Linked DNA regions of Homo sapiens: region 1 is linked to region 2. The links are chromatin contacts, found by Hi-C or POLR2A ChIA-PET in ENCODE. All regions are on one chromosome and are shown on one strand. The core of a region is the stretch at or near the end of the contact, and the rest is flanking DNA. Distances in the headings are between cores, read along the strand shown.

What was found. A loop is a pair of places that touch in the nucleus more often than their neighbours do. ChIA-PET counts read pairs that join two places held with the same protein, here RNA polymerase II (POLR2A). Pooled maps may share reads with other maps.
Region 1: a pooled map shows a loop between it and region 2 (4-fold over the local background). The contact joins two enhancer-like sites. A Hi-C loop is called at or near these places in 1 of 37 single-sample maps with no recorded cell type and 3 of 50 pooled maps. POLR2A ChIA-PET finds 5 or more read pairs at or near these places in 2 of 52 experiments (Panc1 and common myeloid progenitor, CD34-positive).

Annotation. Positions count from the first base shown.
Region 1 is chr16:24,030,136-24,036,826 of GRCh38, forward strand. It overlaps PRKCB (protein kinase C beta), which reads left to right. Exons shown (of 17, transcript NM_002738.7): 4 at 2,001-2,112; 5 at 5,284-5,412. Among named protein-coding and RNA genes, the nearest start is that of MIR1273H, 170 kb to the right of the region's middle. Within about 2 kb of position 5,101, at least 6 of the 41 ENCODE cell types and tissues checked have a DNase peak (open chromatin) inside an H3K27ac peak, as active enhancers do.
Region 2 is chr16:23,948,309-23,954,464 of GRCh38, forward strand. The region is part of intron 2 of PRKCB (protein kinase C beta); the gene reads left to right. Among named protein-coding and RNA genes, the nearest start is that of PRKCB, 120 kb to the left of the region's middle. Within about 2 kb of position 1,748, at least 9 of the 41 ENCODE cell types and tissues checked have a DNase peak (open chromatin) inside an H3K27ac peak, as active enhancers do.

The sequences.
Region 1 (6,691 bases), core at 3,851-6,350, 85 kb after region 2:
GATCCTCCCACCTTGGCCTCTCAAAGTGCTGGGGTTATAGGCGTGAGACACTGTACCTGGTCTGCAATGTATAACAGAGAAAGCAACTTTTACAGAAAGAGTTCTCTTGAACTAAAACCAATTCTGTGAGGAAAGAATCTCTTGAAGAAGAAAGAGAAATGCAGAGCCAAAGGCTTACAAAGGGCATGGTCTGTTTGGGAGCGGGGGTGCGCTCTGAGTGCTGAGAATGTACATAGTATGTGTGCATGTGGGTGGGTGGGAGGAGGGGGCTTAGCTGGGGATCACCTTGGCCAAATAGTAATAGCAATCATGGAAAGCTTATGCTGCTTGCTATGTGCCAGGTGGTTCTAAGACCTCTACACAGGTTCATTCATTTATGCTTCCCAACAGTCTTATAAGGAGAGCACTAGCATTATCAGCATTTTACAGATAGGGAAACTGAAGCACAAAAAGATCAAATTAGCTGGGCATGGTGGTGTGCACCTGGCATTCCAGCAATTTTGGAGGCTGAGGTGGGAGGATCATTTGAGGCCAGGAATTTGAGACTAGCCTGGGCAACATAGTGAGACCCCCCTCTCTACAAAAAAAAAAAAAAAATTAAAAATTAGCTGGGCAGGTTGGGCACAGTGGCTCATGCCTGTAGTCCCAGCTACTCGGGAGGCTGAGACAGAAGAATCACTTGAACCCAGGAGACAGAGGTTGCAGTGAGCCAAGATTGTGCCACTGCACTCCAGCCTGGGTGATAAGAGCAAAACTCTATCTCAAAAAAAAAAAAAAGATCAGCTCAGCATAGTTGCATGCACCTGTAGTCCCAGCTACTCAAGAAGCTGAGGCAGGAGAATCACTTGAGCCCAGGAAGTCAAGGTCCCAGTGAGCTATAATTGTGCCACTGCACTCCAGCCTGGGTGACAGAGCAAAACCATGTCTCTTAAAAAACAAAAGAAAACAAAAAACCATCAAACAACTTGCACAAACTCACACAGCTTAGAGCCCCGGAAGTTTATCCAAGTCTGCCTTTTACCACTGCACTGCACTGCCAGGCTATCAAGGGCATATTTATTGATTAGGAAATTATGTAAGGTTCTGTGAGAAATAGCTCCCAAAATATAGTGACTTAAACAAGGCAGAAATTAGGTTTTTCTCTCAGGGGTCAGCCCAAAGGGACAAAATTCAAGGCTGGTAGGGTGGCTTTGTCCTTTCCACATATGGCTCCAAGTTTGGGTCCAGGACAGTCACTTCCAGTTCTCACCATCTTTGAACCAGTGGGGAGAGGGAAAGGCTCAAGGAAGTATGCATTTCCATTTGAAGGGAATGGCCCTGGAGCACACACATCCCATTGGCCAGAACTCAGCACCATGGCGGCACCTGCAAGAGGTGCTGGGAAATATGGCCTCTATCTGGATAGCCATGCTCTCTGCTAAAACTCAAGGATTCTACTATTAAAGGGAAGAATGGATATTGGTGGAAAACCAGCAGTCTCTGCCACAACTTGCAGACTGTCCACTGGGCTTTGAACTTTATTCTGTCAGTGATGAGGAACTGGCAATGGTTTCTAAGCAGGGAGATTTCACATCCAGACTTGGGTTTTTGATCACTGCAGAAGCATGCTTGGAGAATAAAGGTGGGGAGAAAGAAAAGTCAGGAGCCCTGTTTAGATGATGTGTCTGTTACTTTGTTTTCCCATCTCTGGAGTCCCTACTACAGGCAGGAGCCTGTAGGTTGAGTTCCCAGGCAGGCCCAGATGGAGGGTTTGCAGGCAGGGTGAGTGAGCATGGGGCTGCAAAGGGAACAATCATCTGTCTTTGTCCTTCATTCCTTCCACAACTATTTATCCAGCACCGTTTCTGGGCACAGGGCTCCAGCGATGGTCCCAACAGGTACAATGACCTCTGGGGACCAAGTTCAGTTCTTGGTGAGTTCTCCAGTGCCTCTCGATGTAGGATGAACCGTTGGCATGCTCCACTGACGCTGGCTCCTTCTGTTGTTTCTCTTGGCTCCAGGACCCCCGCAGCAAACACAAGTTTAAGATCCACACGTACTCCAGCCCCACGTTTTGTGACCACTGTGGGTCACTGCTGTATGGACTCATCCACCAGGGGATGAAATGTGACAGTAAGTACTTTTTCTCTCTGGGGGCATCTGCTGATGGCAGAAGCAATGGGAAGGGCTGCTTCCACTTGGTTTGGGGTCCAGGTCTGCCATACATTCCCCCCTGTCCTCGTTGGGGCTGGTGTACCAGTTATCTGTTGCTGCATAATGATCCTCCCACCCCAAAACACTGTGACTGAAGACAATAAACATTTTTTTAGCTCATGACTCTGCAAGGCAGTTCTTTGAATCTGGGCTGGCCTCAGCTGATGTCACGCATGTTCATAAAGCATGAACTCATGGTTCATGGTGGATTAGCAGATGGAGGTGGGCTGGGAGCTGTCTGGGCCATGGTGGCCTCACCCACATGTCCTGGAGGATGGCTGGCTGTCATCTGGGTGATGGTGATGACCAGGCCACGTGTCTTTCCTCCTCAGTGGGCTAGGCTACCTAGCCTCCGTGCATGCACGGAGGTCACAGGGTCCTGAGTTTCTTAGGAGGGCAAGTCCCATTGGCAGCCACACTTCAAGTCTCTACTTGTGTCTTTTGCTCCTGATCCACTGGTCAAAGCAAGTGGCATGTGAGATGCACAGTCACAGTGTGGGAAGGGGCAGTCCATGGCTGTTGACACCCAGAGGCATGAACAAATCATGGGCATTTCTGCAGCCATGCACCACCACTGTTTTCAGCATTGAGATGTGGGGCTGATGCATTCTTTGCATGGAGAAGACCTGTGGCCCTGCAGCACCCACAGGTTTGTGCTGGAGGAGGAAAGAGCATCATTCTCTGGCCAGGATGTGGTAGGAAAGGCAGGTGGGGTAGGACTCCTCTTTATGAGGCCAAGGCCCGGATGGCCTGTGGGGCAGGGGAGCAGACAGGCTTTGAGAGCTATGGCCACAAAGCTACAGGGACACTGGAGGTGCTGGTGGCTCCCACAGACCTGTTGGTCTGCAGCAGGCTGGGTGTCATGAGGCTAGTGGTACTGCTCTCCCAAGGGTCCTGAGGCCCAGAGGACAGAGGGAGAAAGTCATAGGGCAGAGAGTGACAGAGAGGACTGTGAGGGTGAATAAGGGTGGTAGGGAGCAAGACAGACAGCAAGAAACACACATGCATAGACAGACACAGATGCAGGGGAAAGATGGACACATGCAACCCTAACACAGGGAGGAATGTGGGGCGTGGAAGCTACAGAGAGACTCAGCTAGAGAGAGACTCAGGCAAAAGGAGGGACAGGCAGACACACAGACCAACAGATAAGCCAGGTGCAGTGGTTCACTCCTGTAATCCCAACACTTTGGGAGGCTGAGGCGGGTGGATCACCTAAGGTCAGGAGTTTGAGACCAGCTTGGCCAACGTGGCAAAACCCAATCTCTACTAAAAATACAAAAATTAGCCAGTCAAGGTGGTGGGTACTTGTAATCCCAGCTACTTGGGAGGCTGAGGCAGGAAAATCACTTGAACCCAGGAAGCAGAGGTTGCAGTGAGCTGAGATCACACTACTGCACTCCAGCCTGGGTGACAGAGTGAGACTCTCAAAGAAGAAGAAGAAGAAAAGATAAAATGATTGGCATGGACACAGAGAGAGACGCCATTACACAGGCTCATGCAGAGGTATAGAGATGGAAAGACCAGAGACAGAGACAGAAGCACACATGGAGAGCCACAGAGAGACACGGAGGAGAGAGGCAGAGAGACACAGTTGGAGAAAGGGAGAGACAAAGAGGCCAGAGACAAGTGCAGAGAGTGGAACAGACCGATTCACAGACACGGCCAAGGCAGTGAGCCACGTGCAGAAGTGGGACAGCAGAGACAAGAGACATGCAGCAACGTGGAAACAGAGAGACAGACACAGAAACATGGCAAGAGCCACAGGGGGACAGTGAGGTTGGAGCCTTCTGCCTGCAGGACACCAGCTCCTCTTACCACACATGGGGCCCTAATATAGGGACAATGTCCCTGCCTCAGAGACAGTGGTGGGTGGGAGCTCAGGCTGGTGCTCAGGTCCCAGAGGGCTCTCCCTTCCCTCCCCACAACTCATTTCTAGTTTTTGTAATAGGCCTGCTGCCTCCTGGGACTTGGGTGGTCTGAGAAGGGTCCCTTGCCCCCAGATCCCTTGAAATAGGGGCCCATGGGGTGACTTGGCCTCTCCTTCTGGCTTCTCCAACTGGAACTAGCGTCCCCCTGGAGAATCCTGGGTGCCTGGCACACCTTCCTGGAGTGGGGCATTATTGCTCAAGACCTAGAAGAAATCACCCACCACATTGAAATAGACACAGATACTCTACGGAGGAGTGCGCAGAGGGAGTGGATATCCTATAACATGAGAGATGGCCGAAGGCCAAATTCAGTGTATAGGCACATTTTATCCACCCTGCCCTGGCTCTAAATCTTTTTCCTTGTAATTAATTATGGTGGACACTATGGCCAGCCCAGACCCCCTCTTCATGGTCCCACCCCATCCCCTAGCTGTGGTTCACAGCAGTGCCCCATCCTGCATAATTGCCCAAGATAATGCCTCTTCCAGGGAGACCAGATGATTGTGGTGCCCAGCCCTCTTGTCTCAGTTTGGAACAACTCTGAAGGGTCATCTCAGCTCTGGGCTCCCCCTAACATCAGCTTTGATTGCATCCACGTGGCAAACGAACTTCTCCCCACAAGAGCACTCCCCAAAAACCTTGTGCTCAAAACTCCCCGTCTCAGACTCTTTCCAGGGAGCCCAACCTATTAGCTGTTAATATTTAAAAATCAGAGCTGTCACGTACACATCGAGATTCCTGCATACGTTGAGAAATGGGGAATGTTTTTGCTCTGTTTCCCACTTGGCTTGGCCAAGTCCCTGCCACCCCCTTAGCTTTCCTCACTCATGTGACCAGCCAGCCTGTGAGCATTGAAGTTGGTGACTCTGGCTTCAGAGCCTTAAGGGGTGTGGGGTGTGCTTGCTTCAGACTGCACCCTTGGCTGTGGGTGGGGAACAGACAAGTTCTACCTCCTTTGCCCATCAGGGTTCAGGGGGAAGAGTTGGAAAAGCCCTTCTGATGAGATCCTGGCAGGCAAGTTGGTCTCAGCCAGGCTCGTGTGTCTCAGCTGTCTCAAAGGAGGGAAACAGGAAGGGCTCAGCGGTCTTGGGTGGGGCAGATGTCTGCAGCCCCCAGCCTGGGCCAGCCTAAGCCACATCCCCTCTCTCTGCCCTCACAGCCTGCATGATGAATGTGCACAAGCGCTGCGTGATGAATGTTCCCAGCCTGTGTGGCACGGACCACACGGAGCGCCGCGGCCGCATCTACATCCAGGCCCACATCGACAGGGACGTCCTCATTGTCCTCGGTAGGTGGCCCTGGGGCTCCACTGGCTCCTGACCTTGCTTGACCTGTGTGATTGAGAAGGGGAGGGTGGCGGAGGGGTGGGGCAGTCCAGTGGAGGGGTGGGGCAGTCCAGGGACGGGGAGGGGGTGTGGCACTGCTTCTGCCCCATGCCCTGCCCATGACAGCCCCTCCCTGCAGCAGGGGGATCTTTAGAAACTGTACACCCTCAAAGCTTCGTCCATCAGCACCCCAGGCTGACTTGGGTTCAGAGAGGAGACGTCTGAGTTCCTTGGACTTCTAACTTCCTCAGGATCCTCCACTTCCCTTCTCTCCTTCTCATTTCCCACTCTTTTTTAGTAATCTTTTGGGATGGGTAGTTGCATTTCCTTTACTCAGATAGCAGAGAAGGGAAGCTTGCTTCTTCCGCAAACTTTTCCAGCAGGAAAAATGGAGTCTTGATGATAAACCCCAGATTTGGAGAATATAATATCTTGGGAAGGAGGAGGGTTGGAGGGTGCAATTCAGGGGCTTTCCACATATTTGAAATATTTCTTTCTTGAACCTGATGGTGGCTATGCTGTAATTTTATTATTCTCTATATTTTCTGCATGTCTAAAATATTTCATGATAATTAGAAAGCAGGATGGTACAGTCTCCTGGGAGATGCAGTGAGAGGAGGAGCTGCTGGTGGTGGTGGTGGTGGTGGTGGTGGGGCTGTCACTCATGTATCCCAGCATTCAAGACATACCTGGCTCTGATATGGGAAGTTCAAGCAAAATTGGAACTCAGCAGCACTGGCTTGAGGAATACTCAGCCATAAGCCCCGGTATAACCAGCACTGAGCTGGCTGGGAGTGGAGCTAAAACTTTGCAGGAATTTCTTCTCAAAGGCTAGTGACAAACTACTGTGGACTTTATATATCTAATGAATATAAATAAGGGTTTATGAGTTGGTAACTCAGGAAATTGATCATGGAAGAGATTAATTTTGCAAAAATTAGTGTTTCTGAGGCCTCAGACTGGTTCAGTAGCTCTGATGCATTGAGCCCTGGGTTGCGGAGGGGCTTTACGTAGATTGTGTAAAAGCTGAAAAATACTTATCCCTGTACAATATAATTCTTTTAAACTTGAGATTTCGTGAAGCCCAGTGAGATTTTAGAAAATGTGCAATCCATTGCATTATGTTTTCCTCCAAGTGGTCGCCTGCCTCCCAGTGTGATGCTTGGGGGCCCCAGGGGAAATCCCGCAGTTTCAGGTTCAAGGGAAGCCAGTTTTCCCCACTGATTGAGGTTCCCGATGCTG
Region 2 (6,156 bases), core at 498-2,997:
TTGTCTTTCCTGGTTAAACTGGTTAGAGTGGGCTTCCATGTTTATAAATAAGAATCTTGACTGCTTACAACACTTTATGTGTGTTATCTCATTGAATTCTTTTTTTAATTTTTGAGATGGAGTCTTGCTCTGTTGCCCAGGCTGGAGTGCAGTGGTGCGATCTTGGCTCACTGCAACCTCCACCTCCAGGGTTCAAGCGAGTCTCATGCCGCAGCCTCCCAGGTAGCTGGGATTACAGGCACACAGCACCATGCCTGGCTAATTTTTGTATTTTTAGTAGAGACTAATAAGGTTCACCATGTTGGCCAGGCTGGTCTCAAACTCCTGACCTCAAGTGATCCACCTGCCTTGGCCTCCCAAAGTGCTGGGATTACAGGTGTGAGCCACCGTGCCTGGCCCTCCTTGAATTCTCACAGTAACCTAGTGAGGTAGGTGTTATTATCCTCTTCTTGTAACTGAAGAAACTGAGTCAAGAAGAGATGAACTAACTTGCTCAAGGTTCCACTGTCGATAAGTGGAGGCCCAGGATTTGAGTCCAGATCCTCTGGTTCCAAAGCACACATTCTTAACCACCATGCATCTCCTGTCAGAGATTTGTGGGTGTGGAAAGGTCCTTGCAAATCACTTGTCAGTAGTACAGGGTTTCATGAGATCTACACCTGGGCTGGGCACGCCTGTTGGTTTTTTACTGACAACGCATAATTTTTCGAGGAGTGGTAATCAGAGGCAACCGTTCTAGTGACAGTGATTCAGGCGTAAACACTTGGCTTTGGCCCAGAGGTTGCACTGTGTGAGACCACAGGTGAACACTAGAATGTTTACACTCTTCCGGAGTCTGTAGGTGGATGCCAGGGACAGAGAATGAGATTGTAACCCAGAGAAAGAAAGAAAAGAAAGAACGAACAAACAAAAGAAAGAAAGAACGAACGAATGGACAAAAGAAAGAACGAATGAAAGAAAGGGCCAGCCCCTGGGGCCTCCTTAGATAAGGAAGAGAAAGGAGACCTTGCCTCAAGCTCAGAAACTGGTTAAAACACGAGCCCAGTCACCTAGTGATAAGCAGTGCTTGGTTCTATTAACTCTGACAACATAGTACTATCTTGGGCAGAGCTCTTTGGAGAAGCAGGTTGGCTAACTGGCCAACCTCAGTTGATTCTCATGGTCTTGGAACTTTCCTGGGGGTCCAACTTCCTCCGTTCTGCCCCTCTTTTTTCTCTACCTTCTATCGTTTTATTCTTTGTCTCCTTTATTTTTCTTCAACAAATATTTTTGAGCACCTATTGTTAACAATTCAACCAATATTTATTGGGTGTTTGCTCGGTGCCACTTACAGTTCTAAGTGCTGGAGATACAGCAGTGAACTAGCCAGACAAGCTGTCATAGAGTTTCCAATTTAGTGGCAGTGGGGTAGTCCAGTAGGCATGAAGCCAGGCAGGTACCAGTTGTTGAGGTGGTGGTAGTTCCACCCAGTACTAGGAAGATAACATTCTTATCCCCATTTTACAGATGAAGACACTGAGGCAAGAGAGCTTAAATTAATTGCCTGAGGTCTCACAGGTAGGCTGGGATCTCTGTGAGATCTAGGAGTGCCAGAGCCACTTGGGTCCAGCCACCCACACCTCTTCCCTGTGCCTCAGGCTGGGATGACACCCAGAGCCTCTCCTTTCTCCCTCACCTGGGCCCAGAGACCACCTCCTTCCCTCTCCTTGCATTGCTGCTGCCCATGCTAACCGAAGGAGCCTCGCCGTGGGGCGGATGTGGCCTCCCCAGTGGCCCACTTCCTCCTGCTTCTGCCAACAGCAGCATTGGCCCCTATGATTTGAATTTTTTTTTTTTTTTTTTTTTTTTTTCTGTTGATCCCTCTAGCGGCACCAGATGTGGGTGGGGTGGAGGGTGGGTACACCCACACTCCCTTAAGCCTGGAAGTAACCTAGGTTCCAGACTCTGTGTGTCCCTGAATGGTAATAGTGACTCTCTTCTTAGCTGTCTGTCCCACTGGGTCCTCCCACTCCCCAACTGGTGCTCCTGCTTTTCCTCAGAATGGGGGACATAAATCTCCTTCTAGTCCCAACCCATTGTCAGGCAGGGCTTCCTCCTGGAGGGCTGACTTCCCAGGACTGGGCCAGCTAAAAGCTAAGCAGTATGGGTAAGAGCACGGGGTTCTGGAGTCAGACAGACCTAAGTTCAAACCCCAGTACTGCCGTGGACAAGCTGTGTGGCCTCAGACAAGTTGATTAACCTCTCTGAGTTCCTTTTAAAATAGGCTGAGGTCTGTAGGGATAAGGTACCTGAGGTCTTAGTGCCTGGCACAGAGTAAACCCACGTGTTGGCTGTTTCCATTATTGGGTAGAACAGAGGGGCCTCCTGGCATCAGTGGGCATTTTGGGCCTGCTGCTGTCTTGTCTATCTAGGCCTTGGTTTTGCCTTTCAGGCTGGTGCCTCTTTGCAGTTTCACTTTAGCAAGTGAAACTTTATTTTTCCTGTTTCTCCTGATCTGTTTCCTCCTTATTTTCCATAGTGAATAATCACACATAAGCCTTTCTTTTCTCAGGGCAAGGTTGCTGTCTGTGAAGGAGTGGAATGCCTGAGCATCCCTGGTAGGAAAGGAAGAGTGACCAGCATCAATGGGGTACTCTATTCCCTGAGTAGCAAGCCCTCTTCCCGCCTTGTCCCTGGCTCCCACACCTGTTATCCTGCCGGCAGTCATCTCCAGTATCCCAGAGGAGCCATAGGGATGGGTGTTTGAATATAAGAACACTCTGCAGCTCAGATATGCGGCATTACTTTTCCTGTTTGACTCAGTTCTGCAGAGGGTTGCTGAGTGACTGTCATGTGCAAAGCACGTGGGAGGAAAGATGAATAATGAGAGCAATCGAATGCCCATTCCCTTGCATCCAGGGTGCTCTACTAGACCTGCGTTCTTCCATCATTCTTTCAGCCCACGTGGTTGCCAATACTGGGAGTTATCAGTCTTTTCCATTTTTGCCAATCTAATGGATAAAATATCTTGTATTAATTTGCATTTCCCAGATATTCATGAGATTAGGCATACGCTTTTTGGGCACTTGTATTTTTTTCTCTGGGAATTCCCTCTTCGTATTACTTTGTCAATTTTTCTAGTGGCTTTTTTATTTGAGACAGGGTCTTCCTCTGTCACCCAGGCTGGGGTACAGTGTCCAGATCACAGCTCACTGTAACCTCAACTCCAGTGATCTTCCCACCTTAGCCTCCCTAGTAAATGGGACTACAGGCACACACCACTATGCCAGGCTTTTTTTTTTTTTTTTTTTGTAGAGACAGGGTTTTGCCATGTTGCCCAGGCTGGTCTTAAACTCCTGGGATCAACTCATCCTCCCAACTTAGCCTCCCAAGGTGCTGAGATTACAGGCATGAGCCACTGCACCTGGTCCCCTGTCTTTTTTTTTTTAATTAATTGATAGTAACTCTTTATATATTCTAGATGCCAATCCGTGATTTAGTCTAAAAATAAATCCCCTTGGTCTGTCCTATGTCTTTTCTTTTGGTTTATGAAATCTTTTGTAATACAGGAACGTCACACTTCCACAGTCAAATGTGTCAGTCTTCTAAATAGATATAGGTACCTTGTATATACTCCTTGATATATCACATTGATTGGTGGTGACCTGTTTGTCTCCCTGGCTGTCAGACTGTGAGAAACTTGAGGGCAGGGGCTGTACTTTATTCTTCTCTGTCTCTCTAGGGACTAGTGCAAAGCTGGGCACAGAGTTTTGTGCCTGAATGAGTTTTTTTTGTGTGTAAACGTGGTATAAAACAGGTCTTGTGACTGAATGAGGGAATGAATGAAAAAGCCCTGTCCTGCCCTCCCTGCAGAGATGGGGTCTGCTGCAGAGATGGGAGTGAGTCAGGGAGTGAATCACAAGCTCTTCCGTGGCTCAGCTGACATTTCAAAAGCCCTGAGCAGAGAAGCCCCCCTCATTCCAAGAGAGCCTCCGCCTCTTTGAGCAGGCACAGTGAAGCTCTGCTGATTATCAAACTCTGTGTGTGTATGTGCACGCACGTCAGGGGTTTAGCAGTTAAAACTCTTAGTGCTGCATATTCTGCGTATGTGTGAACAAGGCTTTAAAAAATCTCTCAGAGGACCTGTGTATGTGTGTGGGTGCTGGGGGCTGCATAGAGAGAGAGTTAAAAGAGATGAGGGGGTGTTTAGAATCGTTGCAATGTATTGCATTTGTTTCTGGGAGGGTGGGGCGACTGGAGGGGGTTAAATAGCTCCCAGAGGCGCTCTTGTGAGCGGAGCTTCCTGAAATCTCTTTATCTGTGGCCACATGCTGTTCTTGGTTGTCCACGTGGTTCCCTGGTGTCCCTGTTGCTGAAGGCACTTCTGTTTTGTTCTTGGAGGCTTGGCTTCTCATTGCCATTTTCTAAAGCAGTAGAGAGTGCCAGTTAGATTGTTAGACCCAAATAATCTGAAATGTGTGAAAAAATAGTAAATATTTACTGTACCTTTTGTGGAACAGGTTATTGCCATGGAAATGCACTGTACACGAATCTGGATGATGGAGGGAAGCTGGCTCAGGAGCTATGGGAGTGTTTGGATACCATGCCGCCTGAATTGGCAGGTTTAGGAGTGAGTGCCGTGGGTTTAGAATCACAGTGTGGTTGGGTGAGGCTGAAACACTTGGTCCCCAGTCAACCTGTACTGAGAGGGGCATTTATTCATTGCTTCCCACATGCAGGGTGCTTCCTAGAGCATTCTCCATGCATTATTGCGTTTAATCATCATGCCACCCCAATGAGGTGCCATTATCCTCCCTGTTTTACGGAGACACAGAGTGTTTGATCTACTTGCTTGAAGGTACGCAGTCAATGAATGGCAGAGCCCCCTGACTCTGTTCTCTGGAGCTTGATCCTTCCCTGCTCAGCTGTTTCTCTCACTGTGATTTACCCTAGAGAAAGCTAACCAGCTGTCTACCGGGGTTTTATTTTCCAATATTGACTTCGGGGCTGACATTTAGAAACCATCAACAATTTCCAGCTTCTCTTGAAAATGTGCACAATCTGGCTACTGTGTGGGGCTTCCCTAGTGGCTGCTCCCGAGCAGCCATCCAGGTTAGCCGGGCATCAGCTCTGCAGTTGGCGCTGGGCATCCTCCTGTTGCAGCTGGGGAGAAAGCATGGGGTATCACACCCAGGGGCTCCTTGAATTAATTGAGAACTGTCTGTTGAGAGCTCCTCATCCTGTTAGACTTGACATTTAATTTAGCTGTTGTTTTCATTTGCCAATTAGAGCTTTTGAGATTCTTTTGATTTTCTTCCTGTGGTCTCAAGGAATTTGTGGGTGGTTGAGTGAAGATCTTCATGGCAGGAAAGGAAGGCTGCAACAGGAGATGTAATGCGTGAGCACATTCATTCATTCATTCATTCATTTACTTGTTTATTCATTTGTTCAACATATTCATTGAGTATTGGATGTTGAAGTTACAACAGTGGAAGTATGGCAATAAATAAGACAGACCCAGTCACTGCTCTCAAGGAGCATATAGTCAAAGAGGGCAGTCAGACATCAACTATGATGCACGTTACAGGGAAGGCATCCATCTTTTTTTTTTTTCTGTGTCACCCAGGCTGGAATGCAGTGATGTGATCTCAGCTCACTGCAACCTCTGCCTCCCGGGTTCAAGCGATTCTCCTGCCTCAGCCTTCCAAGTAGCTGAGATTACAGGCACCCACCACCATGCCCGGCTAATTTTTTTTTAAATTTTATTATTATTATATTTTAAGTTTTAGGGTACATGTGCACAATGTGCAGGTTTGTTACATATGTATACATGTGCCATGTAGTAGAGACGGGGTTTCATCATGTTGACCAGGCTGGTCTTGAACTCCTGACCTCAGGTGATCTGCCCACCTTGGCCTCTCAAAGTGCTGGGATTACAGGCATGAGACACCACGCCTGACCAGGGAAGGCATCGATCTTAGACTGACTTAGTGGTGTCTAGGTCTCTGAAGGAGGTGTCAGAGAAGGTCTCCTTGGCTAATCTTTGTGACCACCGGAGCTCTGTTAGTTTCATAAGACATAAGTCTCAGCAACTGTTGCAGAAAGACCCTTCCTCAGTAAGGATGATGGGCTCCTCGGGCTCTTGCCCTTCCCGTCCTGGGAGGAACCTTCTATCAA